Linked DNA regions of Homo sapiens: all the other regions are linked to region 2. The links are chromatin contacts, found by Hi-C or POLR2A ChIA-PET in ENCODE. All regions are on one chromosome and are shown on one strand. Each heading gives the region's core, a stretch centred on a gene start or an enhancer-like site at or near the end of the contact. The rest is flanking DNA. Distances are from core to core; before and after follow the strand shown.

Region 1 (4,067 bases), core at 1,550-4,049, 1.6 Mb before region 2:
ACTGGGGAATACAAAGAAAGAATATAATTTTGCTGGGTTATTTTCCACCCTTCATTATTCATATCAGTATTTATATATCTGGTCCCTGATGGATACGGCTCCCTGGGCCAGAGAACATTGGTTAAGTGGTTTTATCCCAAGACAGGTGACAAAATGGGAGACAGAGTAAAAAGCTTTTTCTCCACCACCAACCCAGCGTTTTCCACTGGGCTAGAGTAGGAAGAAGAAAGATTTTTGCCTATATCTTTTCCAATCCACTCATGGCCACTTTCTTCTGTCTCCCTGTCCCCCTACAGAGGCAATGTGGGCGATGGCTCCCAGTGCTGATGGTGGTGATTGCTGCAGCACTGGCAGTGTTCCTGGCCAATAAAGACAACCTGATGATCTGAATAATTTGTGACAACTGCCTTGGGTGAAAATCAGAAGCAAGCAACTCAGCGAAAAACTCAGAAGGTTTGGGTACATTACAGCTTGGGTTTTCCAACTGACTTAGGATTTCTGACTTTTTATTAATTTCTTAACCTACTGTAAATAAACTTCACCTGACCAGATTGTTCCTCAGAACTCTCAGTTTATTCCTGAATGGTGTATTACATTAACAAGTATCACATATTTAAGCATACTGGTGGTCTACTCTCCTCAAATTCAGTTGGAGGCATATAAACATGCAGAAAAGCCCCCAGCCCTACTTTCCTAGCATGCAGCACCCACATAGAGCAGGTATATTTACAAGGTTACCATGCAAGAGTGTTTGGCTTGTCTTCCATCACCCTGCTTTTCCTCTATCATCTCCTTCCTTCTATCTTTTATCCAGTGAAAATGAAAACATCTCCACTAAGAGGACTTCCTAGTATAGAAATGGCAAGTATGTACTATCTACCAATTTGCTACTAGCACCACCATTACCTATTTACATGCCCTTTGCATTTGTGGCCAACTGATCTACAGCATTGTGCCTTAGTGTATTCAAGACACTTGGAATTGGCAGTTGAGATGATTATTTGCCATCCCCAACCTAGAGATGATCATTTACTGAGTACCTTCTATATGGGAGGAGAGTTAAAGTCAGAGGGCCACAGCCGGCAGTGTGACTATCTCAGAGGAGATGCTGAGATCAGCAAAGTCATTCTGAGTCCTAAATCGGGTTCTGAGGTCCTTCTCCCAGGTGTTTAGAATGTCCCTCAGGCCTGGGAACAAACTCTCTGGGACACTAAAAGAATAGAGCAGGATTGGGGGTTGACCTAGCAACCATGAGATCCGGGCAGTGAATACTCGTAGTGGAGTCAGAGCTAAGCAGTTGTCATCTCCCTGGTTCAGGTGAAAGGTATAGGGAACAGGATAGCCCAGGAGGATCCCAAATACAGTACACAGATTCCAGTCTGAGGAATGGAGCCTGCTGTAGGAGACTGCTAGAGATAAGTCCCTCTGCAGCCCCTGCAAATGTGTGATGATCTCAGCCACGAGGGCCTTCAAGTCCTGAAGCTGGTCCAGGGAGCAGACAGAAGGGTGACGCTGGCAGCTGGAAACATCCACAAAGGCTATGGTACCAAGCAGCACCTGCTCCAAGTGCTGACATACATGCTCAGGACTGACAATCAGGCTGTTTTCTCCAATCTCAAGGATGTGAAGTCCAAAAGTCAGGAAGCCAAGCCCCTTCAGCTCCTCCAGATAGCTCTGGAGCTCTGATGCCCCTGCACAGTTGCAATCATAGAGCACAGCTGGCTTCAGTCCCCGGGCCACAGCCAGCACCTCTCCAGCTAAGTGAAGGCAGATGGCTTGGGGTGGACTCCGTCTCTTTCCCATGCCAAGGGTCTGCTGAGCAGCTGCCACCAGCAGCTGAGGGCTCGGTGATGACATGAGATCTAGAAGCAACATCAAGAATGGCCTCCTTAGCTAGCCCGAGTTCCCTTCCCTGGGTGGCATCTTTCAGCCAGACACTTGAGGAGGGGCCTAGAAACAAAGCAGGAGCAGGGAATTATTAACAGCCTTCCTGTTAAATCGCGGTATCTTCCAAAGGTTATTCTGTCCCTCCCTGCTTTGAAATGGCGACCCAGCCCAGACAAGATAGTTTCACCGATGCTGCTTGATTTTTCTGGTTGACTTGGTCTCCCTCAATCATAAATTCGTGTGTTTTTCTAGCCTTATAGCTAGATTTATATTCCCTCTGGCTTTTATTCTAAATTTCACCTGTTGCAAATTACGTTCTCTGGTTCAAACCGTAGGGAATTTGGGGCAGAGGCGGAGGCGGGGCAGTGTTTGGCAAAATTCACAGCATTTCGCCCAAAAGCCCTTCTGGGACAGAGCTCCAAGTTCCAAATGTATCCTTTCCACTGACAACTCCCCTACTCTTCCCGCCAGAGAATAGTTATAAGAATAGTAATTTGATTAATATACACCAGAATGTGGACTAACAACCATCTCACCCTGACACATAAAAATGAATGAATGAAATCCACTAGAACTGCAGAAGGGTAGTATTTTAACTTCTGCTGGCCCCGCCTTCCCTTTCTGTCCGACATCAAGGACCCTCGGAAGATGAGATTTCTCCGATCCACACACCCCACACCAGAGCATGTTATAGTGATTTGCTAAATGAGGCATAAGTCTGTCTCACATACGTTCTTTTTCCACGTCCGCTACAGGTTCGGGGGCTCAGAAACTTTTTGCGGCTTCCTGCCTGCTGCCAGAAAGGCAGCTAGTCCCCCACGCCCAGCCGCAAGTAACACTGGAAAACCCGCCTGCGCTGGGAAGACCCTCGCAGCCCGCTCTGCTCCAGTCCCGCAGGCACCTTCTTGCGCATGCGCACCCACTCGAGTGCCGCCCTCTTTCCCCCCATTCCGTGACGTCATCCAGCCGCTCGCGCGCCTCGCGTTAGAATCACTAGCTAGGCAGCCTTACTGCGCGCCGGAAGTTTGGGCCACCGTGCGGCCCGCCCTTTCCGGCCAGACTGAACGCGGCCCCATCTGTCGGCTTAGGAACTGGGAAGGGCGGAAGTAAACGAGAAAAGGCGGAACCTGGTGAAACTGGTTTCCCGCTGCTGCCCTCATTTTGCTTCGCCGAACGTCCTCCCTGTGTTATGACGTCTGGTGTCCCACTTGACTGGGAATCCAGAAACAGGGCACACAGCAGTTAATAAACACCTTTGATTTGTGTCTGTGGAAATACGTTTTGTCCAGACGAAACATACCTCAAGACAACATATTTTGCAGAATAGCCTCACCTGTGGGTGGTGCTGAAACGTTTTAATTTTTTTTAACTTGACTTCCCTAAATCCTACATTTGAGAGGCCTACAACAGCTCTCTAGGGAGGGTGTGAAGGTGTGAGTATTCACTTTGAACAAATATGTGCCAGTCATGCTGCTAGGCCCTGGAGGTACTGCAGTGAGCAAAACAGACAAAACCCCCACTTTCATGGGGCTTAAGTTCATGTCTACTGAATCCAGTTTGCTGATTTCAAATAAGAAATGAGAAGTGATGACACAGAGGCTTTCCAGTCAGGTCATTACAAAGAAAAAGTGTTATTTCACGTAAGAGTTAACACCTTTTTAACTACCAGCGATTTGACCCATGCCACGAAGGGAAAGGATTTCTTGAGAAAACCCCAATATCTAAGGAAATGGCCCCAATTTATTTATACTTGGAGCAGGACAGAGATTAAGGGAACAGTGGACACCTACACTGGAGTTGTCACTCCTGGATCTATCTTGGTGGTGCCTTCAGTCCATGAAAAGTGAATTGTACAGTAAAGATGGGGTCAGCATGGGAGGAGGACCAGCTTATAGGAGTTACCAGCCTAAGGCTGTCTGGTTCTTAGCTCAGAGGGAATCAGAAGCTGAGAGTAGAAAGTAGTCTTCTAATTTTAGAACGTTTTCCTTCCCCGCATTTATTTAATTTTCCCATGGTGGTTAACAGTAAATCCCTAAAAGACTGATTTAGTTCATTCATTTATTCCAGCAACAAATATTTGAGAACACACTGTGTCCCAGACACTGTTCTAAGGACTGGCAGCGAAGTCCAAGACAAACAGTCCCTACCTTCAGCAAGTTTGCAGTCAAGCAGGATGCGGA
Region 2 (4,183 bases), core at 1,141-3,640:
CTAGACATTATCCTAAGGAAATTCTTACCATATGTCTAAGAAGCTGTGTGCAAGAACTAACTCATGTTATAATGACAGAAATCAGGAATCATGAAATTGCTAGCAACTGGAGAATGGATAAATGGTGGTACAATTATACAATGGAATACTATTCAGCAGTTAAAATAAAACTAGAACTACAGGAATCATCCTGGATAAATTTTACATACATAATTATAGGTGGCAAAAGTAAGTGACATGCATATCATTTATATTAGGTTTAAAAAGCATAAAACAGTACTTTATGCTACTTAACATCGCTACATGTATTTGGAGCATACATAAAAGCTTTCATGGGAATGACAGATACCAAATTCAATGAAGTAGTTAATTTCAGAGAGGAAGAGAGGGAGAATGAGATTGCAGGCAGTTTCACAAGGAGCTCTAACTGAATGTTAAAATCTGAAGCAAATAAGAGAAAATGTTAAAATGGGATAAAGCTAGATGGTTGGTATACAAGTGTTCATTATATTATTTTCTGTAACTGTACATTCTGGTAATATTTCATATTAAACATTTTAAAGGAAAGTTAAGCTTCCAAGATTCTATAAAAAGAACAAAATAAACCCAAAGAGATAAGAAGAAATTAATGAAGGCATACATTAATGAAAGAGAAATTACTTTTAAGACAGATTTTATCTATAAAACCAAAAGCTGGTTTGATAAATATGATCAAGAAAAAGACTCCAATACAATATATAAGAATATATATATAAGAATATATAAGAATGGTTGAGAACAATATGAGATTTTTTTAAATGTTAGAAAATATAGCTGAAATACTTTTTTTTTAAAGATGGAGTCTCGCTCTGTCCCCCAGGCTGGAGTGCAGTAGCAAAATCTCAGCTCACTGCAAGCTCCGCCTCCCGGGTTCAAGCCATTCTCCTGCTTCAGCCTCCTGAGTAGCTGGGACTACAGGCGCCCGCCACCATGCCCGGCTAATTTTTCATTGTCGTATTTTTAGTAGAGACGGAGTTTCACCGTGTTAGCCAGGATGGTCTCGATCTCCTGACCTCGTGATCCGCCCTCCTCGGCCTCCCAATGTGCTGGGATCACAGGCGTGAGTCACCGCACCCGGCCAATACTTTTCTAGAAAAAACTAATTTTCTCAAGAAGCAAAAGAAAAAATTCTAGGTATCAATAACGATGGACGCTATATAAAAAACAAAACTATCCATTAAGATGGCACCACACCCAGAAGGCTTTAAAGATGAGTTCTTCAAAACCTAAGAAATGTATCATTCACACATGCTATGTCTATTCCAGGTCATACAAAAATAAGTTAACCTGTCTGACTCCTAGCACAACCTGATACCAAAACTAGACAAGGACAGCAAAAGAAAACCATAAGCCAATCTAACTTAGGTGCATACATGAAAATCCAAAATTAACTACACAGCAAATTGCATCCAGCAATATATTGAAAAAATAAGATACCAGGATTCTAAGTTTGGCTCACCATTAGAAAATCTATTATTGTAGTTATTTTATTGTAGAGTAATGGAAAAAAGGCCATACAATCATCTCAAAGACTGATACTGAAAATACTTGGTAAAACTTAGTCATTTGCTGATTAAAAAAAAAACCGATATGGTAAACTACGAAAAGAACATAATTTGCCTATACACCCACACACACACACACCATAAACCTGCAGAAGATATCTTGAATGAAACCTAAGATGCAATCCAAAATAACTCCTGGTAAGAAATAAGTACCTCCGGCTACTATTCAGTGTTGCACTGGATTCTTGGGAAAAGCCAAAATTGTTCTTTACAGATAAATTCTTACCTACAAATCAAAGAGGACTGCCTGTCAAATTTTTAGAATACGAACGTTTAGTGAAGTGTCCAGATAGATCAACAATCAAAAGCCATTCTTATACAAGGATACTAATGGATTAATAGTCTATTAGTAAAAACAAACTACAATAACAAAAATAGCTATGAAAAAATGTTAAATGCGCACAACACCAAGCGAACTGCAACGCTTTACCTGAAAAACAAAGGGAGAACTGAATTAATTTAAAAAAATAGCCACATTGCTGGACGGGAATTCTCAATATTGTACTAGTATCCAATCTCGGCAAATCTACAAAAATATGGAATCCCAAACAAATCCCTGGAAATCTTTGCCATTTGGGCGCCAATCTACTAAAGAAATCGGCCCCAGGGTGTGAGGTTTCTCACATGTGCGTGAAAACGCTTCGAGAGGGGTGCAGCCGCGGACACAAAAACCGTGGCTTGAGTCCCCGCGCCCCTCCCCTCCCCTCCCCTCCCTCCCTCCAGTCCAGCAGCTCTTGCCTAAGGCTCCCGCGACCGGAAGAGTCGCTTCCGCTCCCGCCCCGCTCTGTGGCGTAGGCCGGACATTTCTAGTCGACTGTTGCGCGTGCGCGCGCTGTGACGTTCCCTACGCGGTCGGGCGTTGGGTTTCGCGGCGCTCGCCGCACTGGTTGTTCAGCACCTTCGGTCCGGTTGAGGTTGTCAAGTCGGACCAAACAGGTTGTTTCTCTGCAGTTTCCAGTAAGTGACCGTTCCAGCCGGGGCTGTGGCTAGAGTGTGAAGGCAAACCGGTAGAAGCCGCGCCGCCATTTTCTTCCCACCTCACTCTTTCCTCAATCTCCCTTCGGTCACTCCGAGGGGACTGTTGGTAGCCCCCCTCTGCCCGGTCCCCCGCTAATGAGGCCGCTCCCAAGCTCTGAGTTTCCCCAAAAGATGTGTCCTTTGTCATGAAAGCTCTCGTAGTATTTAAGTGCTAATACTCGACGGCCGCCGACTTCTCAGATGCACCCTGGAGGGTGTGCTCTTGGCCTGACACTTATTAGCCCTTCCGCTTCCTACAGTTGTGATGGGCCCTCAGATACTCACCAGGAAAATGTGATGCCCGCACCACCACTTCTTACTCCAACTTTCTTTGTAATTATGTCCTCTGTTTCAGAATCCTACTGCCGCGGAACAAAAATGTACCAAGGACCATTCCACTTAACGTCCCTCCCTTCCTTCTCAAACCCTTAAGAGTGCCTTAAGAGTAAGGTACTGACCTAAGTGCTTTACATGCATTTTATTTAATCTTCCCACGCAGTCCTTAAGTAGGCAGACATGAGAAAATTGAGGCACAGAAAAGTTTAATAATTTGCTCAAGGCAACATAGGTTGGATGTGGTAGGGCTGAAATTTGGATTTATTGTGTAGCTTACTCAATCTGGTGTTGTTATCATTCATTCCTTTCTCTTTCCCAAATACTGAGTATTCCTTTTTTTCTTAGTTGCTTCTACAGAGGAATTTTTTTCCTTAATGCTGTTTAGAGGGTTCTTCTTGAGAAATTTGGGTTCTGTCTGAAAACCCTTTTCTCAGAGCTCTCCTTACACAGACGCTTAAGTGTTGTTTTTCCAAATCTAAGCTCTAAACTTAATAATATTTTGCATATCCAAAATGTGCTCATGCTTCCTTAAAAAAGTACCCCTAAACCAGTACCCACCAACCAGCCCCCTTCCTCTACCTCAATATGACAATGGTTATCACTATTCTCAGCAAACATTTGGGCAGCTAGCTTATGTAAGACAATAAAGGTAATTGGGGTTTTGAAGAACTCTGAGGTTTAGTTCCGACCTGAAGGAGAAACATGAAAAGGCCTTCATAAAAAGGCCACATAAAATAGCAGATAAATCCCATCTCAGTTGCACAGAATACAAATTGTATAAGAGCAACTTTGGACAAATCAGGTAAAAGTGCTAGATGTGTTTACTCATCTGTAAAATGTTAAGGTTAGGCTAGGTCACTAAAATATTATAAATCTAATTTCAGAGAGAGGAGTGATAACTCTGTACTCACTATTGAGGGAGGTGGAGGCTGTAGTTTGTTTTTAGTGTTTTTTTTTGTTTTTTTGTTTGTTTGTTTTTGAGACAGGGTCTCACTCTGTCGCCCAGGCTGGAGTGCAGTGGCGTGATCAGAGCTCACTGCAGCCTCCACCTCAGCCTCCTGAGTATCTGGGACTACAGGTGTGCACCACCATGCCCGGCTAATTTTTGTATTTTTTGTAGAGACAGGGTCTCACTATGTTGCCCAGGCTGGTCTTGAACTCCTGGCTTCAAGCAGTCCTCCCACCTTGGCCTCCCAAAGTGCTGGGATTACAGGTATGAGCCACTG
Region 3 (4,295 bases), core at 954-3,453, 1.0 Mb before region 2:
GGAGCTGAGTCTTGAATAGAAGTACTATGTTTTGAACTGACCCAAGCCTATTTTGTTGTTTAACAAAAATAAAGTTCTTTGGTTTTACTCTTGGTAACTTCTGTCACTTGGAGATGGACAGGAGTTAAATGTCTTCTCTCCCACAACCTTGCCACCAAGTGGTATGTTAAACAGTGAAGGTGTCTAACTGAATTCTCCTACAAGTACAAACATTCATTAGGTAGGGAAGTACAAAACCATCATTGAACTTGTTCCTGAAAGCTTGTGAAGCCTCTATTGTCTGTCTTTAGGTACTCCAACAAGCATCTTGCACGGAAGTTCCTTCTGAGGCTGGTGCAATTCTATTCTGCTGGCTGAAGCAGTTACCCTTCTAGTCTGATTAGAGGATAGAGCCTTATTAAAGCAAAGGACACAGACCAAGAGAGTGTTAGACTTTCAGTGCTTTGGGTGCTGGGCTCAAGGGAGGTGTTTTTTTTTTTTTTTGTGATCCTTCTGGCTCAGCCTCCCAAAGTGTTGGGATTACAGGCGTGAGCCACTGTACCTGGCCTCAAGGGATTCTTACATACATGCTTCATTATTACAAGGGTATCAGAGCCTGAGAAAAATTTTAATCCATCACATATTGAGCACCATGCTTTTCATTACTAAAATATTTATTTCTAACATTCCTTATGCTAGTAAACTTTCAGGTGCAGCTTTAGGTACCATGTTGGAATTATTTGAATTGTAGTCATGTCTGGGAGTAGATTTCTGATTAGAATCCTTCAAATGCTAACTCACTCTTTGTGGACTCCTCATTTGGATACTTTCAATGTTAAGAACTGTCCTTAGAGGTGGATTAAAGTTAATTTACACACAAACATGGAAGTGCTGTAACATGATTCAGACTTATATAAGTGCCATAACAAGACTCAGAGAGAAAGGGGGACGGGATTATTCCAGCCTAGGGCAGGTTGAATAGTGGCGGGATCTGAAATTTGGGGGGAGGTATGGGGAAGTGGGAAGGAGGGAAAACATTTCCTTCTCTCAGTACATTTCCTAAAAGTGGTGCCTGTCAGCATTCTTAAAAAGGTTATTACCTTTTAAAATCATGACATGACAGTTGATAAGCCTTTGTTAAAAAGAAATTAAGCAGCAGCAGCAAGGTAAGAGCGAGATCACAGGGGCACGTGGGAGAAGATGTAAAGTGGGGTGTCTTTGTGTGGGGAACTGACTGATGCTACTTTCAGGGATGACAATAGCTGCCGAAAAGTTCGAGATGGATGAAGGTTTGTTATTCCATCATGATTTTGCTCCCAGGTTTAATGAAAGCAAAGCTCAGGTCAAATTCTATCTGGCATGTGTACGTTTATTAAACACTTACTAGGCAAGCAGTGGAAACCAGTTTACACCAAGCTGATCAGTGGAATTGATGGAGTCCTTTAAGGAGCTTGCATCACCACCTTGCATTGAATTTGTTACTAGGTAGATAGATAATAGAATGTTATCTAGAGAAGGATGGATTTGGGGCTTTTTTGCAGACAGGCAACCAGAAATTCTCCCAACTATGTGGCTGAGTTTAGGATCTTAAAGGCCATCACTTAAGGGGGAGTCTCCAAATTGTCTAAGCCAGTCTGTGTCTCCAATGTTAATGTTGCTAATTAGCAAGTCAGATGTCACCAGGGAAAGTTACACAGACTTTTATCATGCAAGTATTCAGACCTTTGACATGGAAAACAAGAGTTAACTGTCTTTGCAAGTTCTGTTACACAATGTTTAAACAAACAGTGACAATGAATCACTTAAGCCTAAAGTTGCACCATAATGTTTTCCTCTTTAAGTCTTTTTTTATAAAACATGATCTGCCTCCCCAGGGCAAGGCTTACAAAAAATTAGCTTATAACTGATTTGTTTCTCTCCACGGAAATCTTTAGTAAAAGGCGAAAGATTTATTCGATCTGAAGAGAAACCAGTGTAATGCTACAAATTAGTTCAACTCATTGTTGCAGTAACCGCAACTCCTAGTACGCCGATGGTGCCTACAGTTCGCACAAAAAGAATTACTGCCTACAGTTTGCACAAAAAGAATTCTTTAATCTTCCCATAGTTAGAAATGTTGAGTCAAAAGAAATATTCTTTTAAGCTTTAAATAATTTACTATGTGCAGGGTACTATGGGTATGCAAATGAGATGTTGAGTCATCACCTTGAGATTCCACACCTTGTTATTCACCGGGTGCCTTTGGTGCTACCACTAGGGGGCGAAGTAGAGGCCATGCTAGCTGAGTTCTAAATCCCATCCTGGGTTAACCATGGAAACTCGTTTTAGCCCTTTTTGTATAATGGGACTTGGAGTACGATTTGTTATCTTTAGCATCATCTTATTTTGAAACAATTACACATTTACAGGAAGTTGCAGCAGTAGTACAGAGAGGCCTTGTGTACCTCTACCGAGCTTCCCCAGTGGGGAATCTTTTTTTTTTTTTTTTTAATCCCTTACTTTTAATTTTAGATTCCAGGGGTACATGTGCAAGTTTATTACCTGGGTATATTGTGTGACGCTGAGGTTGAGGGTATGAATGATCTTGTCACCCAGGTACTGAGCACAGTACCCAGTAGTTAGTTTTTCAGGCCTTACCAGTCCTCCCTGCCACCCCCCAGCAGTTCCTGGTGTCTGTTGTTGCTAACAGGAGAACCTGATGGTTAGCTCCCCAGTGGGGAATCTTCCATAGTGAACTCAAACCCAGGAACTTGACATTAGTACAACCCACAGACTTTAATCAGATTTCACCTGTTTTGCAAGCACTTACTTGTGTATATGTATATAGTTATATGTGGTTTTATCACATGTGTAGATTCATGTAAACACCAACATGACAAAGATACAGAACCTTGAAGAGCTACTCTGTGCTGCCTCTTTGATGGCCATACTCACCCTCCTCCTCTTCATCTCTAATCCCTGAAAAACCACAATGCTTTTAAATATATATGTATGTGTGTATGTGTATATACACACACACATTTAGGATTCTTATATCTTATTGGTGAGAAGATATTTTTATCATTCTGCAATGACCCTTTTTGACCCTGGTGATTTTCTTTCTCTGAAGTCTACTTTATCTGCCATTGGTAGAGCCACTCCCACTTTCTTTTGATTCATGTATGTATGCCATATCCTTTTTCATCTTTTAACTTTCCACCTCCCCATTTCATTATATTTAAAGTGAATTCCTGTGGACAGTCCAGAGTTGGGTCTTTTTTCTAGCAATCCATTCTGCCAAGCTCTGTCTTTTAATTGCTGTATTTAATTTGATTGGGGTTTATTCAGCTTCTTGAATTTGTAGGTTTATGCTTTTTGCCAAATTTGGAGATCTTTTTTTTTTGCCATTATTTCTTTGAACGTATTTTTAACCTCATATTTTTTCTTCTTTCCTTCTGGAAAATTTAATGACACCAATGTCAGATCTTTTGTTCTTATATCAAGGGTCTCTGAGGCTGTATTTTTTCAGTCAGTTTTCTCTCTCTTGTTCAGATTGGGTGATTTTTATTGACCTATCCTTAGGTTCAATAATTAAAAAAAAAAAAAAATCTCACTCTGTCATCCAGGCTGGAGTGCAGTGGCACAATCTTGGCTCACTGCAATCTCTGCCTCCCGGGTTCAAATGATTCTTCTAACCCTCCCAAGAAGCTGGGATTACAGGCATGTGCCACCATGCACAGCTAATTTTTTTTTTTTTTTTTTTTTTGTATTTTTACTAGATAGGGGGTTTTGCCATATCGGCCAGGCTGGTCTGGAACTCCTGGCCTCAAGTGATCCACCTGCCTCGGCCTCCCAAAGTTCTGGGATTACAGGCATGAGCCACCACGCCTGGCTCAATAATTCTTTCTTATGTAATCTACTTTTGCTATTAAGCCCATCTAGTAAGTTATATATTAAGTATAATGCATTAATGTAAATGTTAATATTTATATCAACATTTACTTAATACTTAATTTTGTTTTGCTTATTGTCGTTCCTTAGGCCCTGAGCTCTCTAGCCAGTCTGCTCTTTTCACCATTCACAATCCCCTTACATTCGTTTTATATGTTACATCCAAGGGTTTTAGCTGTCGTTAGTGGAGGGATAGGGATAAATGTGTGTACTATATCTTGTCTGAAAGCAGACGTCTCTGTGTTGTAGCTTGTGTTTTAAAGTAAGTCTTAGGCATCATAAATGAGTTATTTTATTAATACGCAAATAGATTTCTGAAGAAAGATGGTGGAAGTAATGGACTGTGGGGGAAGGATGGGGCAGTGTGCCCTGAGGATGTGGTGAGC
Region 4 (4,078 bases), core at 79-2,578, 1.0 Mb after region 2:
GTTGATGAAGGAATGGAGTGAGCACACGCACAGAGGCAGGAGCACATTTTAAAACTGAGTTTCCACTGTGCCAGACCCTAGGTGGGTTAGGAGGTGGCAAAGGTAATGGGAGACATGGCTGCTGTGCTGTTCAGAGCTTTGGGAGCCTGCTGAGAAGTCTGGACTGTTCTGGGCAGACGAAGGGCAGCGTCAGGTCTGAGAAAAAAGGAATGCTCCGAGGTGAAGGCAGGGCCTCAAGGCAAATCTGGAGAGTATAAGAGACTAAAGGGAGCGATGGTAACACAGTATCGCACTCAGAGGTTACAGCAAACACAGGGACACAAACTGGAGGAGGACCGACCTGGAACTGCCTGACTTTGGCCAATGAGGCGGCACGATGGAGGGGCACAGAAGAGGACGGTTGCCAAAGATGACCAAGGTTTGGGGGCCGAGAAGTGGAGGCGGAGGAGGAGAGCAGTTTCACTAATACAGCTGGAGAAGTGAGGAGGCAGGGCTTGCTTGAAGGAAGCGCTGGACGCACAGCCTGCAGCGCAGGACAGAGAAGAGACAAAGAACTGGAAAGTGATAAAGTCGTGGGAGGAGGTGAGACTGGAGGGAGAGACGAAGAGGAGCGAGAACTAGCAGAGTCCATGAAGGCACTTTTTCAAAGTTAGGTGGTCACCAAAAAACAGGTAATCAATCCTGTCACCAGCCGCGGGGACAGCGAGGCCTTGGGCTTGGAGGGGGAGGATGCCGACGATGCCGACCGCGCATCAGATCTCGCCGGGAGGAGGGCGCGGGCGCTCCACTTGTTGCAAAGAACGCCGGGTTCCTCTGGGCCATTGGGCTGCCGCTCCGGCGGGGAGCGCGGAAGGCTGGGCCTCAGGTAGCTTCAATCATTCACCTGCTGGTTACGGGTCGCGGCGCCGGGGACCCTACTCCGGACCTCGGCCATGCAACCCGCAGCATACGGAGAACGCTGGGCGCCCGCTCCGCTGCCCCGCTTCCTTCCTGCCCCTGGGCCGCTCCTCTGCACCCCGGGAGCCCTCCCCTGACGCACCCGTCGGTCCCTCGGAAGAGCCCTCTGCCGCGCAGCCCCGACACCCCCCGCCCCGCATCCGCCCAGGCCCCCGGGACCCTGCTCCTCCGCCTCAAACTTCCCTTCCGTCTCTCACAACCTCGTACCTCCTGGTAGGATGTGGAGCGCTCCTGCCGGATCATGGCACTGACCAGAGCTTCGGCACACCTGAGACCGCCCCAGCCCGCGGCGCACGGACGCAGCACTGCGGCCGCTGCACCTGGACCTACCGGCTCCGCGAGGCGAAACCGGTCCGGAGGGGCGTCCCAGAGACCAGGCGTGGCGATACTCGGCGCATGCGCCTGGCCGCTGCCGCCCAGGAGTCGCGAAAGTGTTGATGGGAAATGTAGTTCTGGGCGGGGGCGCCCCTCACACCAGCTCTCACCCCTGTGGCGGAGGCCTGCATGTGACCCTGGGCCAGCTAAGCTGGTCCTTAGACGCGTGCCTCTGCGTCTCTCACTTCCTCTCTTTGTTGGAGGGGGAGGGACGGAGAAGAGGAGTGGAAAGTGGAACAAAGTCAGATGAGTAGGAGCCCCTAATCTATAATTGCAAGAGGAAGCTTGGCCTGGCGGTTTAAAACGGTAATAAATGTCTGGAGAGCACTTTGTATGTTAGTTACAAAGCGCTCTCACTCACATTATGCCGTTGATTCTGCAAGGAACCCTGTAAGAAGGACATTTTTCTCCCTAATTTACAAATGAGGAAACTGAGGTACTTTGTTTCAGAAAGGATGCGGGTGGAGCGGTAATCAAATGAAGATTATTTCATCCAGGGGTAGACTGCGGAGCCCATGTTCTCTCCATTATTCCAGGGGCAGGAGTACCCCTAGGTTCTTGTCCTGGCTCTGACCCTCCCCTTTAGGTCTTGCAATGCTCTGAGCCCTCCTCTCCTCGCCTTAGAATGCAACTGCTAAACCCTGCCCTGCCTGACAAGGCCTATGAAAGCAGAAAGGAAGGATCGTGCAGAGAAAGCCTAAAGCCGCTGTTCAGCCACAGAAGAAGCCTCAAGCGCTAGATGTGGCGTCAAATCTGGTGTTGGCCCTGTGGCAGGGTGGACCTGAAGACCACATCTTCCTCTCCTCCCACTGCCTGAAACAGCTGTTGTGTGAGGGCCCTCGGCTCCTCAGTGGTGAAGCAGATAGAGGCTGCTTGTTGTGCCTTGGTGAATGCTGCTCTGTGTCCCTTGCAGCTGCAGCTTGGTAACCCCTCCACTCAGGCCACTGGGAGCCTCTTCTCTCCTCAGTGATAAGCAGAATAGTGCCAGCCACATCAAAGAACCCTGGACCTCCTGGAGCATTAGCAATGGGAGGTCCCCATCACCTCTCCTGACCACTCACCCCTATCCTAGGCCCTCTGCTCTTAAATCTGTTATATGGGACAATATATATAGTGCCTAACACATTGTAGGCACTCGACAAATGTTTGTTAAATTTATGAATGGAACACTGATTCCAGCCATTTCATTTAACAGTTGCTTACCAAAACAAATTAACAATAGCAGACCACTAATTAAATTCCTTACTGTGTTAATACAATGGTACTTGATAGAACAAGTTCACACCATCATAGAATATTAGAGCTGGAAGGAACCAGAGAATTCTATTCCAACCCTGTCATTCCTCTCTAGTCTTTGTTGGTGTGACCAAACTGGAAAATTATGGGCTCCCACATTTGAAGGAGATACTGGCTAATAAAATATAAAATATGGCTTAACAAATACAATGTGCTGGGCACTGGGATACAGAAATGGATAAGATACCCTTGGGTCCTGGCTTTCGTGGCTCTTTCATGCAACTGTGGAGAGACAGATCATAAACATGTAAATAATGTTCTGTCCTTGCAGCCCCCAAGTCCTCTCTCCCATTCCTTCATGAGCACACACCAGTCAGGCTTTACTCCCCTCCACTCCACTGGAACAGTGCTTGTCAAGGTCACAAGTGACCTCAGTGTTGTCACATCAGATGGCCATTTTCCCATCCTCCTCTTTCTTGATTTATCAGCCACAGTGGACTTGGCTGATCCTCCCTCCTCCTTGATACGCGTTCCTCCCTGGCTTCCAGGACACCACACACTCCCGGCTTGCTCCTACCTCACTTTGAAGCCATCCTCACAGGGTTAACACGAATTCTGCACAGAAATAGAGTTATAATTAAGCATTAATCAGGCTGTAATTTGACCCACTTCCTTGTAGCCAAAAGTCATGTAGCACTAGATACTGACCATTTGCATCTCCACTGCTCCTACAGGTAGGATTTCTGACATTGGAATCATAAGGCTTTTGCTTAAGAATTGTTTAAGGCCAGGCCCAGTGGCTCACGCCTGTAATCCCAACTCTTTAGGAGGCCGAGGCGGGCGGATTGCCTGAGGTCAGGAGTTCGAGACCAGCCTGGCCAACATGGTAAAACTTCATCTTTACTAAAAATACAAAAATTAACCAGGCATGGTGGCGGGCACCTATAATCCCAGCCTCCCTAGCCTCCCTACTCAGGAGGCTGAGGCAGGAGAATCGCTTGAACCCGGGAGGCAGAGGTTGCAGTGAGCCAAGATCACACCATTGCACTCCAGCCTGGGCGACAATAGCAAAATTCTGTCTCAAAAAAAAAAATTGCTTAAAATGTTTTTCAGATCACAAATTCCAGTGAAACAGCTGACACCAACAAGTTTGAAGACACCAACAGAGGAATGGAATCAGCATGAGAATACAGCTGCTTCTCTCTCTGTCCAATGATTTCACCCTGTTCCCTTTGGCCAATCAGCAGTCTCCACACTTCAGCCTACTCCTTAAAAACCCTTAGAAAAGCCGCAAACTCCTTGAGAGAGGGTTTGAGGTTCCCCTCCATCTCCTCGATTGGAGGCCCTATTGGTAAGCCTCTTTTTCTACTGCAACTCCGTCTTGGCATATTGACTTGCTGCACACATCAGGCAACAGGCCTATTACAGTTACAGTTACTGCTCTTTCTCAGCCTCTCTGCTGACTTCTCCTCATCTCAGCTCTACAGGGCGGACTTTCCCAAAGCTAGGT
Region 5 (3,933 bases), core at 549-3,048, 1.7 Mb after region 2:
GAGCAGTTTCAGAGTAGCAATATAGAGGTGAAACCAGATTGAATTGGACATGGGAATAAATGGGTGATGATGCAATGTTGATGTAGATTACTTTAAAATCAACTTAAACAACTTTGACGGTGAGTGGAAGGAGAAAGAAAGGAAGAAAAGAAGGCAAAATGAATAATGCCCTTTACTCCCTTCTCTCCTGGCTAACTCCCATCTCTCTTCCAAGACTCAGTCTTCTATCAGAAAGCCTTAGGCGATCTTCCATCCTGAATTGATGTGCTCTTTAGTACTCCATATATACATTCACCATGGTACTTATCACAGTATATTTTGTGTCTTTATTTTTCCTACTAGATGGTACTTGAGAACAGGGACTATCTACCTTTTTTTTTTTTTTTTTTTTTTTGAGAGAAGTCTTGCTCTTGTCCCCCAGGCTGAAGTGCAATGGTGCGATCTTGGCTCACCGAAACCTCCACCTCCCGGGTTCAAACGACTCTTTTGCCTCAGCCTCCCAAGTAGCTGGGATTGCAGGCGCCTGCCACCACGCCTGGCTAATTTTTTGTATTTTTAGTAGAGACGGGGTTTCACCATGTTGGCCAGGCTGGTCTCGAACTCCTGACCTGAGGTAATCCGCCCGCCTCGGCCTCCCAAAGTGTTGGGATTACAGGCGTGAGCCACCGCGCCCGGTCGGAGAACAGGGACTATCTTTGTAACTCCAATGCCAAATTGGCATCATGTCTGGCACATAGTAGGTGGTGAATTCAGGTTTAATGAATGACTAATAGACTTAGATATATGTAGGTTGAAAAGAAGGAGCCAGTGGTGAGAAAGAGATTAAACATACAGAAAGGAGATTTGGAATGTCATTGAAACAGTGTCTTAAGGTTTGCCAAAGAGGATGGGATTCAGATCACATGTGGAGTCATTAGCTGTAAAAATGAGCAAGTGATATGTGTACGTTTCAGACTGGCATGGAAATGTGAGAAGACAAAGGAATTGGTACTAAGGGCCATAGCTGCTTCTTCCTCTTCTTTTTTCCCTGTAAAGAAGAGTGGTGGTGCGGAGAGTAGGGAGGCAAAAGGAAGAGGAACAGAGTCTTTAGGATAATGGCAAAGACTTGGCATGAATATTTTGTGGAATGAAAAGGAACCTTGATCACAAAAAGATAAAGGAACTGCCAAGCGTTGATAACAACCTCAGCTGAAATTGGAAACTGTAGTGAGTGACTCGGAGAGGTCGAGTGACATATTTCTTTCTTCTAGCCAGAGGCGGACTCCAGATTTTCGAACCTGTGGGGATTTTTAAAAGATTGATATTGGCTTGGGAGCTTTTTTGGGTTGGGGGCTTGCTGTGCAGATGTGTTACAGAAAGGCGCTCAATGGAAGGAAATTCGTCTTAGAAAGAAGTAAGGGATATGTCTCAGAGAATGAGATGTTGCTGTGGGTATTTAAAATGATAGGCTGTGAATAGGTAAGGAAAGAAGGTGCTAGGCTATGGTATCTCTCCATCCCTTCAACACTCCACTTAAGTTTGTACCACGGCGGGGCGGAGGCAGGGAGGACCACGCTCTCCCGGTGTGGCGTGGCTATACCAACTCTCATAAAATCTCATAAAAGGTGACGGAGCTAGCGTACAAGAGGTCGTCTTTAGTGGAGAGGCCTGAGGTCTCCGCAGTGACGGGGGTGGCAGCGCGACCCCTTAGTCTTCAACTACAGGCCAGTCCCAGGTGCCCCAAAGGGGCTAGAATCTAAGGAGGAGTCTCCCCTCCCCCTAGAAGCGGGAGATAGCCTGGCCCGGAAGCTTCTCTGCTGACCCGGAAGCAGAGCTGTGCAGCTGAGGCGCCGCCGTGGAGCCGCCTTGGAGCCACCGCCCCCTCGCCGCTTCGCCGCTGCGTTGGGGAACCTGGACCGCGGCGGCGCCGGGTTTCCCTCATGATCCCGGGCGGGTGGCGGCGGCGGCAGAGGCGGCGGGAGGATGACCTCTTACCGGGAGCGGAGTGCCGACCTGGCCCGTTTCTACACTGTCACCGAGCCCCAGCGACACCCGAGGGGCTACACAGTATATAAGGTCACCGCCCGGGTGAGTGCCGGTGTCGGGCTGGGGTAGAGCTTGGATTGGGACCTGAGGATCTGGGGTGGGGACCCTGATGTGAGGGTACCTGACTCTGGCTCAGAGCCGAGGGTGGGACTGGGTGCTGCTCCTACTGGCGGGACTTGGGTGTCGGAGGTTGGGATTTTTAGAGTAGTGGCTGAGTGTGATATGCCCAGGGCTTCACTGTAGTAGGTCGTGGTAGAGTCCTCTTTCTGGGGGTGGGGCAGTCAGTGGTTGATGGTTTTAAATTGATGACTCAGTTCCCATCCCGTTTGGACTTTCTCTTCTGAGTTCGCAATTTGCAGAAGTGGTTTTGCTTGCTCCAGGAAGATAATGCAGATTAAAAAGTGTTAATTTATGTATTGTTTGGCTTATGTAATATAAGTTGTTTTTTCTCTTGACCTTTATCAGGTTTGCTGTGAGAAAGACAGATTCTTGGGACAGATGTCAGTGTTAGGCCACCAACCTAGGAACTGTGGATCCGGGCTTTGTCAAACCTTTGAGTTTTTCATGTTTTTCAGTAGGAGACGTGAAAAAAATCTGCTGAGGGTGGCTTGTGTGAGCTACCATGAGGGCACATTTTAAAGTTGGGAGGCTCCTTTACATCAACTAACTGGTCCAATTTTTAGTACCCACTTTATGTTTCATTGCTTTTGCCTTGAGTTTTAAAGAGAGTCTGCATCTTCTAGGAAAGTAAGAATAAATCAAAATTAAATAAGTATATATGTATGTGACGTATGTGTGCATGAATATATGTGTATAGTAGGCATTTTATGCACATCACCCAATTTAATTCTCATTTTAATGAGGAAGAAATAGATTAAAGCAAGTTTAGTAACTTGCCCAACTTTACATTGCAAGGCAGTAGCAGATCTGTCTGGGATCTGAAACCAGTTTTGCCTAACTCCAAGTTATATAAAATGTTAATAATTAACTTTATCAATTTTTAAAGAAGAGAGGTACAGATTAAGTAACAGTAGTTCAATATACATTTGGAGGATGTAAAGCAGGCCTTCAGAATAATTTTTTTTTTTTTGAGACGGAGTTTCGCTCTTGTTGCCCAGGCTGGAGTGCAATGGCATGATCTCTGCTCACCGCAACCTCTGCCTCCTGAGTTCAAGCGATTCTCCTACCTCAGCCTCCCGAGTAGCTGGGATTACAGGCATGTGCTACCATGCCCTGATAATTTTTTGTATTTTTAGTAGAGATGGGGTTTCTGCATGTTGCTCAGGCTCATTTCGAAGTCCTGACCTCAGTTGATCCGCCTGCCTCGGCCTCCCAAAGTGCTGGGATTACAGGCATGAGCCACCACACCCAGCCTGAGAAGAATCTTAAAGGTTAAATAGATCAGTTTGGGGCATGGGAGTGGCACGTGATGTATGGAAATGGTGCACAATTCAGATAAATGTGAGAAGGAGGGATAGATGAACATGTCTGTATAAAGATAATGAGAAGACCTGACCTGCTATTGCCGATTGCTGTTCGGAGAATAGAGGGATGTTTGTTGCTCCCTGCTTGCACTTAAGGTTGTTACATGGGTGGAATGTTAGTTTCAGGTTGTGTAAGAAATTTTGTGAGAGTGAGGGGCCCTTATTATACCACTCTTGAAACCTTTCTAGTCATTGGGCCCTTTGAAAATCTAGGCTTAGTTTCCTAACACATAGTGTATGGAATCAGAACAGTTTTCAACATACGTAATGTTTCTCTCACAGCATCCTACTTATCCGTTAATTTAACAGGAAAGTTATATTGTATTAATTTAGTTGCATGTCTGTGTCTCTTAGTGGATTTAGAGCAGTTCTCTATCATTGGCATTTGTTTCTGCTTATATCAAATAATAGATAAAAGAACATG
Region 6 (4,255 bases), core at 778-3,277, 1.1 Mb before region 2:
ATGCCACTGTGCTTAGCCTGGGTGACACAGTGAGACTGTCTCTAATACATACATATATATATATATATATATATATATATATATACACACACACATAAATTTTGGCTATTTTTATTTGATGTTTCTGATTGCCTGTGTTTAAATCTGCCTTTATCTCCTTTGTGTTCGCCGGTGAATTTAAAGTGCATATGTAGACAGGGGTTAAGTGTAAATCACACTGAACCTATATTAACAACAGCATCTTTTAGAAATAATATAGGAGCTGTTATCACATCCCTGTCCCTGAGTTTGACACTACCTGAGTTGAGTTCTTATTCTGCCACTCCCTCTGCCAAACCCTTGGATCTAGAGTTGACAGATAAAATACCCAGTTAAGTTTGATTTTCAGATACCCAGGATGTAAATTTGAATTTCAGATATACCATTTTTTTTTTTTTTTTTTGGTAGAGATGGAGTTTCATCATGTTGGCCAGGCTGGTCTCGAACTCCTGGATTCAAGTTATCTACTCACCTCGACCTCCCAAAGTGCTGGGATTACAAGCTTCCTGTAAGTACTTAAAAAAAATAAGTATATCCCAAATATTGCATGGGTCATAGTGATACTAAAAAGTTACATATTGTTCACCTGAAATTATTTACTTATTTTTTTGAGACAGAGTCCGGCTCAGTCACCCAGGTTGGAGTGCAGTGGTGCGATCTGAGCTCACTGCAACCTCTGCCGCCCGGGTTCAAGCGATTCTCGTGCCTCAGCCTCCCAAGTGGCTGGGATTACAGGTGCAGGCCACCACACCCGGCTAATTTTTGTATTTTTAGTAGAGACGGGGTCTCACCATGTTGGCCAGGCTGGTCTCAAACTCCTGGCCTCAAGTGATCCTCCTGCTACCGCTCCTAAAGTGCTGAGATTACAGGCGTGGGCCACCGCGCCCAGCCTGAAATTCAATTTTAATTGAGTATGCTGTATTTTTATTTGCTAAATCTGGCACTCCTATTTGGGGCTAGTTTACTAACACCTGCTTACTGAACACCATCCAGTACCAGGTTTTGGGGTGAGTGGGTTGGGGGGAAGCAGAAAGAAAAGATAGCTCCAGCTCTTGGAGAGTTCATACTCTGGTTTCCTGGAGAATTCTAAAATCATTAAAATAATCCTCTCGACCATTACAATGACTGCTAGATGAAATTTCTGAGAGCACAGCTTCCGAGTTTCCCTGCTGCCTAGGGCAGAGTTATCCACCTTCACCTTATCATAGAACCACCTGAGACGCCCCTGCCATGGACAGTCTGATGCTTTTGGTTTGGGGAGGGATCCAGAAGCCCGAGGTTTTAATGAGAGCCACGTGATTCTGCTGAGATAAGTCTGGAGAACTCTGGCAAGCCTGTCTCTTGGCTCAGGCTTGGAGGCCTCCGAGCAGCAACATCGTCCCAATTATACCCCGTTGGAGCATCTTCAGATCTTCCACTCTTTTCACAACGCAATCAAAATCTTCGTACCCATTTTGCAGTAGTGATCTCTGTAAGTTGCTTTACAATTCATAAAGTTTATTCTATTTGATCTTCACTCTAATTTACAAAGAAAAGCAGGGAAGTCTATTTCTGTTTTACAGAGGTGTACAGGGAGGCTCACAGGGGCTAAGTTCACACAGTAAGCCCTCGAAGCTGCCAGGGCTGCAAAGCCCACCCTCTTTCCACCGCACCGAACTACCTCCTTTCGCCTACAAAACGTAGGTGGGGACCACTGGTGTTGGAATGACGGCCCACCTCGAGTTTCAGGTGACTTCCACTCTGCAATTAACTTGCAGGCAGCCCCAGACCTGCAATGAACACACGGGTGGGGGAGAGATATGCACGCCAGGGTCAGTGGGAACCAACAGCCGAGGGGTGAGCGGGGCTAGGGGCCCCGGGCCGCCGGCGGGGCAAACGCGGTTCAGAAACGCAGGCCGCGCTCTGGCCCGCCCCCTGCAGCAGCACGGCCTGCTCGCCATCGCCCGGAGAGCGCCGCGGGTTCCCGAGTCCGGGCGCGGAGGGCGCGCGGGCACGGCGGCAGGGGCGTGCTCGGAGGACGCGCGCTGCGCTGCTCCTCCAAAGGGCAGCTCCGGGGGAAAGAGGGTGGCGTCCCGGGGAAGCCCGCAGCCGCCGCCGATGTCGCTGGGACTCGGAAGTGCCGAAAGAGGGGTGTTGGGAACTCGCGGCGCGCGTGAACGTTGCCGTCGCCGCCGCCCGGGACAGCCCGGAGGTTGGTAACTGGTGACCATAGGGGGTCCTGGGGAGGTTAGATGCTGAATTTTCTGCGTCAGTTTACTCTGTTAAAAAAAAAATGCACAAAACGCTTTCCGTTTCCTACCCAAGTTCCCGTGTGCGCGCCCGAGGGCGGGACAGAGGAAGTTCCCGGTCGGGCGAAGAAGACAAAAGCGGCGGGGGCCGCGCGCGCAGTGCGCCCGGGCAAAGGCGGGGATCTAGGCGCCGGGACAAGTCCGCGCACGGCCCTGCCCACGTCCTCTCTCCTTGGCTTCGTCCCCAGCTTCCGGAACTGCTGCGGGGAGTTGCGAACTCTGGTCCTCTTGGCAGTATCGGCGGTGCGCCTGCCTGCCTGCTGTGACTCCAGGGACTCTAAAGTTAGAGACTTCCTTTGCGTTCTATCTTCAGGACTCAGTTTTCTTCCTCTGTTCTGAGTCTAACCTTCAGGTGGCAGGTCTTTATGCGGAAAAACCCTCCCGCTAATCCTCACCAGAGGTACTTTACGGGTAGCATTGGTGTTAAGAAATGTGCTGCTACCTGTGTACATTGCTCTTGGATCAGGGTTGTAGGGCTAGGGCATTTGGCATCCTCAGAGGTTTGCATTACGTGGGAGTGAGACATTGCTTCTCTTTCTGTTTTTGTTGTTGTTTGTGTTTTTGAGGCGGAGTTTCGCTCTGGTCGCCCAGGCTGGAGTGCAATGGCACAATCTCAGCTCACTGCAACCTCAGCATCCCGGTTTCAAGCGATTCTCCAGCCTTGCCTCCTGAGTAGCTGGGATTACAGGCATGCGCCACCACGCCCACCTAATTTTGTATTTTTAGTAGAGACGAGGGTCTCACCGTGTTGGCCAGGCTGGTCTCGAATTCCTGACCTCGGGTGATCTGCCCACCTCGACCTCCCAAAGTGCTGGGATTACAGGCGTGAGCCACCGTGCCTGGCATCTCATTCATTCTCAGAGCTAAGGACCTATTTCAATGTGATTAAGTGCTATGGGAATGCAAGGAGAGGAGAGGGAAGGCTTCATTGAAGAGGCGGTAGTTCATTGAAGGAGACTTTGAGGAATGATTTTTTTCCCCTTCCATTCCTCATGTTCCATTTTCCCTGTGATTTTTCTCCCTCCTTTCTCGTTGCCAGTCAGTCCCTAATTGTGATTGTTTGATAAGGACAGCTCTGACCTGAGAGATTCAATTAATGTTAATTTAAGGAGACTGTGTGCTTATTAGGTGCTTTAGATACATTATTTCTAAACCTTACAGTAACTGGGAAAGATAAGTGTTGTTATCTCTTTTCACAGTAGGATAGAGAAAGCCTTGGAGGGGAGCCAAAGCCACAAACTAGTACATGTCAGGGCCGGGTTTTGGACTCCTCTTTTGGATCAACGCCTGTGCTTTATCTACTGTTTACTTTGCCCCCTCCTTGGAAGTAGGTTAGATGGATGAACTTAGGGTGAAAGTCAATTCTTTGGAGGGAGCAGCCGTTTTTGTGGGTGGCCAGATGTTGGTGGGAGCTCTGTAGGTAGCATCAGGAACTTGCGAGCATGGGCCTTACCTGCACCCCCTGCTTCCAGCTTAGGACCTGGCCCAGGGGGAATGTTCCCTAAAGCAGTGGTCCCCAACCTTTTTGGCACCAAGGACCGGTTTCATGGACAATAAGTTTTTCATGGACTGGGGGAAGGGGGATGGTGTTGGGATAATTCAAGCACGTTACATTTATTTTATTTATTTGTTTTGAGACAAGAGTCTCGCTGGGTCACCCAGGCTGGAGTGCAGTGGCACGATACTGGCTCACTGCAACCTCCACCTCTGGGGATCAAGCAATTCTCGTGCCTCAGCCTCCGGAGTAGCTTACAGGCATGCGACACCACATCTGGCTAATTTTTGTATTTTTAGTAGAGACAGGATTTCACCATGTCAACCAGGCTGGTCTCAAATTCCTGAGCTCGAACTCCTGAGCTCAAGCCATCCTCTCCTTGGCCTCCCAAAGTGCTGGGATTACAGGTGTGAATCACCATGCCCCACCTGCA

The links. A loop is a pair of places that touch in the nucleus more often than their neighbours do. ChIA-PET counts read pairs that join two places held with the same protein, here RNA polymerase II (POLR2A). Pooled maps may share reads with other maps.
Region 1: a pooled map shows a loop between it and region 2 (7-fold over the local background). The contact joins the promoter of C1orf74 here to the promoter of LINC00467 in region 2. A Hi-C loop is called at or near these places in 4 of 50 pooled maps.
Region 3: a loop to region 2 is called in a pooled map, with 4 times the contacts of the local background. The contact joins the enhancer-like site here to the promoter of LINC00467 in region 2. A Hi-C loop is called at or near these places in 3 of 50 pooled maps. POLR2A ChIA-PET finds 5 or more read pairs at or near these places in 2 of 52 experiments (MCF 10A and activated CD4-positive, alpha-beta T cell).
Region 4: a loop to region 2 is called in a pooled map, with 10 times the contacts of the local background. The contact joins the promoter of PACC1 here to the promoter of LINC00467 in region 2. A Hi-C loop is called at or near these places in 8 of 50 pooled maps.
Region 5: a loop to region 2 is called in a pooled map, with 7 times the contacts of the local background. The contact joins the promoter of RPS6KC1 here to the promoter of LINC00467 in region 2. A Hi-C loop is called at or near these places in 4 of 50 pooled maps.
Region 6: a loop to region 2 is called in a pooled map, with 6 times the contacts of the local background. The contact joins the promoter of HHAT here to the promoter of LINC00467 in region 2. A Hi-C loop is called at or near these places in 2 of 37 single-sample maps with no recorded cell type and 6 of 50 pooled maps.

Annotation. Positions count from the first base shown.
Region 1 is chr1:209,781,760-209,785,826 of GRCh38, forward strand. C1orf74 (chromosome 1 open reading frame 74) reads right to left here and starts at 2,800. Exons shown (of 2, transcript NM_152485.4): 1 at 2,619-2,800; 2 at 1-1,950. The coding sequence starts at 1,875. The coding sequence ends at 1,066. It overlaps IRF6 (interferon regulatory factor 6), which reads right to left. Exons shown (of 9, transcript NM_006147.4): 9 at 3,858-4,067. TRAF3IP3 (TRAF3 interacting protein 3) reads left to right here. Exons shown (of 17, transcript NM_025228.4): 17 at 297-551. The coding sequence ends at 389. RefSeq lists enhancers at 2,505-3,122, 2,679-2,938, 3,123-3,738.
Region 2 is chr1:211,380,365-211,384,547 of GRCh38, forward strand. It overlaps LINC00467 (long intergenic non-protein coding RNA 467), which reads left to right and starts at 2,391. Exons shown (of 6, transcript NR_026761.2): 1 at 2,391-2,561. LOC124904504 (a long non-coding RNA gene) reads right to left here and starts at 2,380. Exons shown (of 2, transcript XR_007066868.1): 1 at 2,229-2,380; 2 at 1-2,034. It overlaps LOC107985259 (a long non-coding RNA gene), which reads right to left and starts at 3,920. Exons shown (of 2, transcript XR_001738447.1): 1 at 2,907-3,920; 2 at 2,462-2,590. RefSeq lists an enhancer at 2,504-2,573.
Region 3 is chr1:210,372,313-210,376,607 of GRCh38, forward strand. All of the region lies in intron 3 of HHAT (hedgehog acyltransferase), which reads left to right. It also overlaps the pseudogene RNU5A-8P. Among named protein-coding and RNA genes, the nearest start is that of HHAT, 46 kb to the left of the region's middle. RefSeq lists enhancers at 736-1,648, 1,649-2,560 and a silencer at 2,236-2,325. Within about 2 kb of position 2,204, at least 16 of the 41 ENCODE cell types and tissues checked have a DNase peak (open chromatin) inside an H3K27ac peak, as active enhancers do.
Region 4 is chr1:212,413,558-212,417,635 of GRCh38, forward strand. It overlaps PACC1 (proton activated chloride channel 1), which reads right to left and starts at 1,329. Exons shown (of 8, transcript NM_018252.3): 1 at 1,165-1,329. The coding sequence starts at 1,200. RefSeq lists a silencer at 981-1,040.
Region 5 is chr1:213,049,443-213,053,375 of GRCh38, forward strand. It overlaps RPS6KC1 (ribosomal protein S6 kinase C1), which reads left to right and starts at 1,799. Exons shown (of 15, transcript NM_012424.6): 1 at 1,799-2,067. The coding sequence starts at 1,963. RefSeq lists a silencer at 1,928-2,027.
Region 6 is chr1:210,326,875-210,331,129 of GRCh38, forward strand. HHAT (hedgehog acyltransferase) reads left to right here and starts at 2,028. Exons shown (of 12, transcript NM_018194.6): 1 at 2,028-2,230. RefSeq lists enhancers at 1,201-1,370, 2,245-2,604, 3,717-3,886 and a silencer at 1,835-2,084.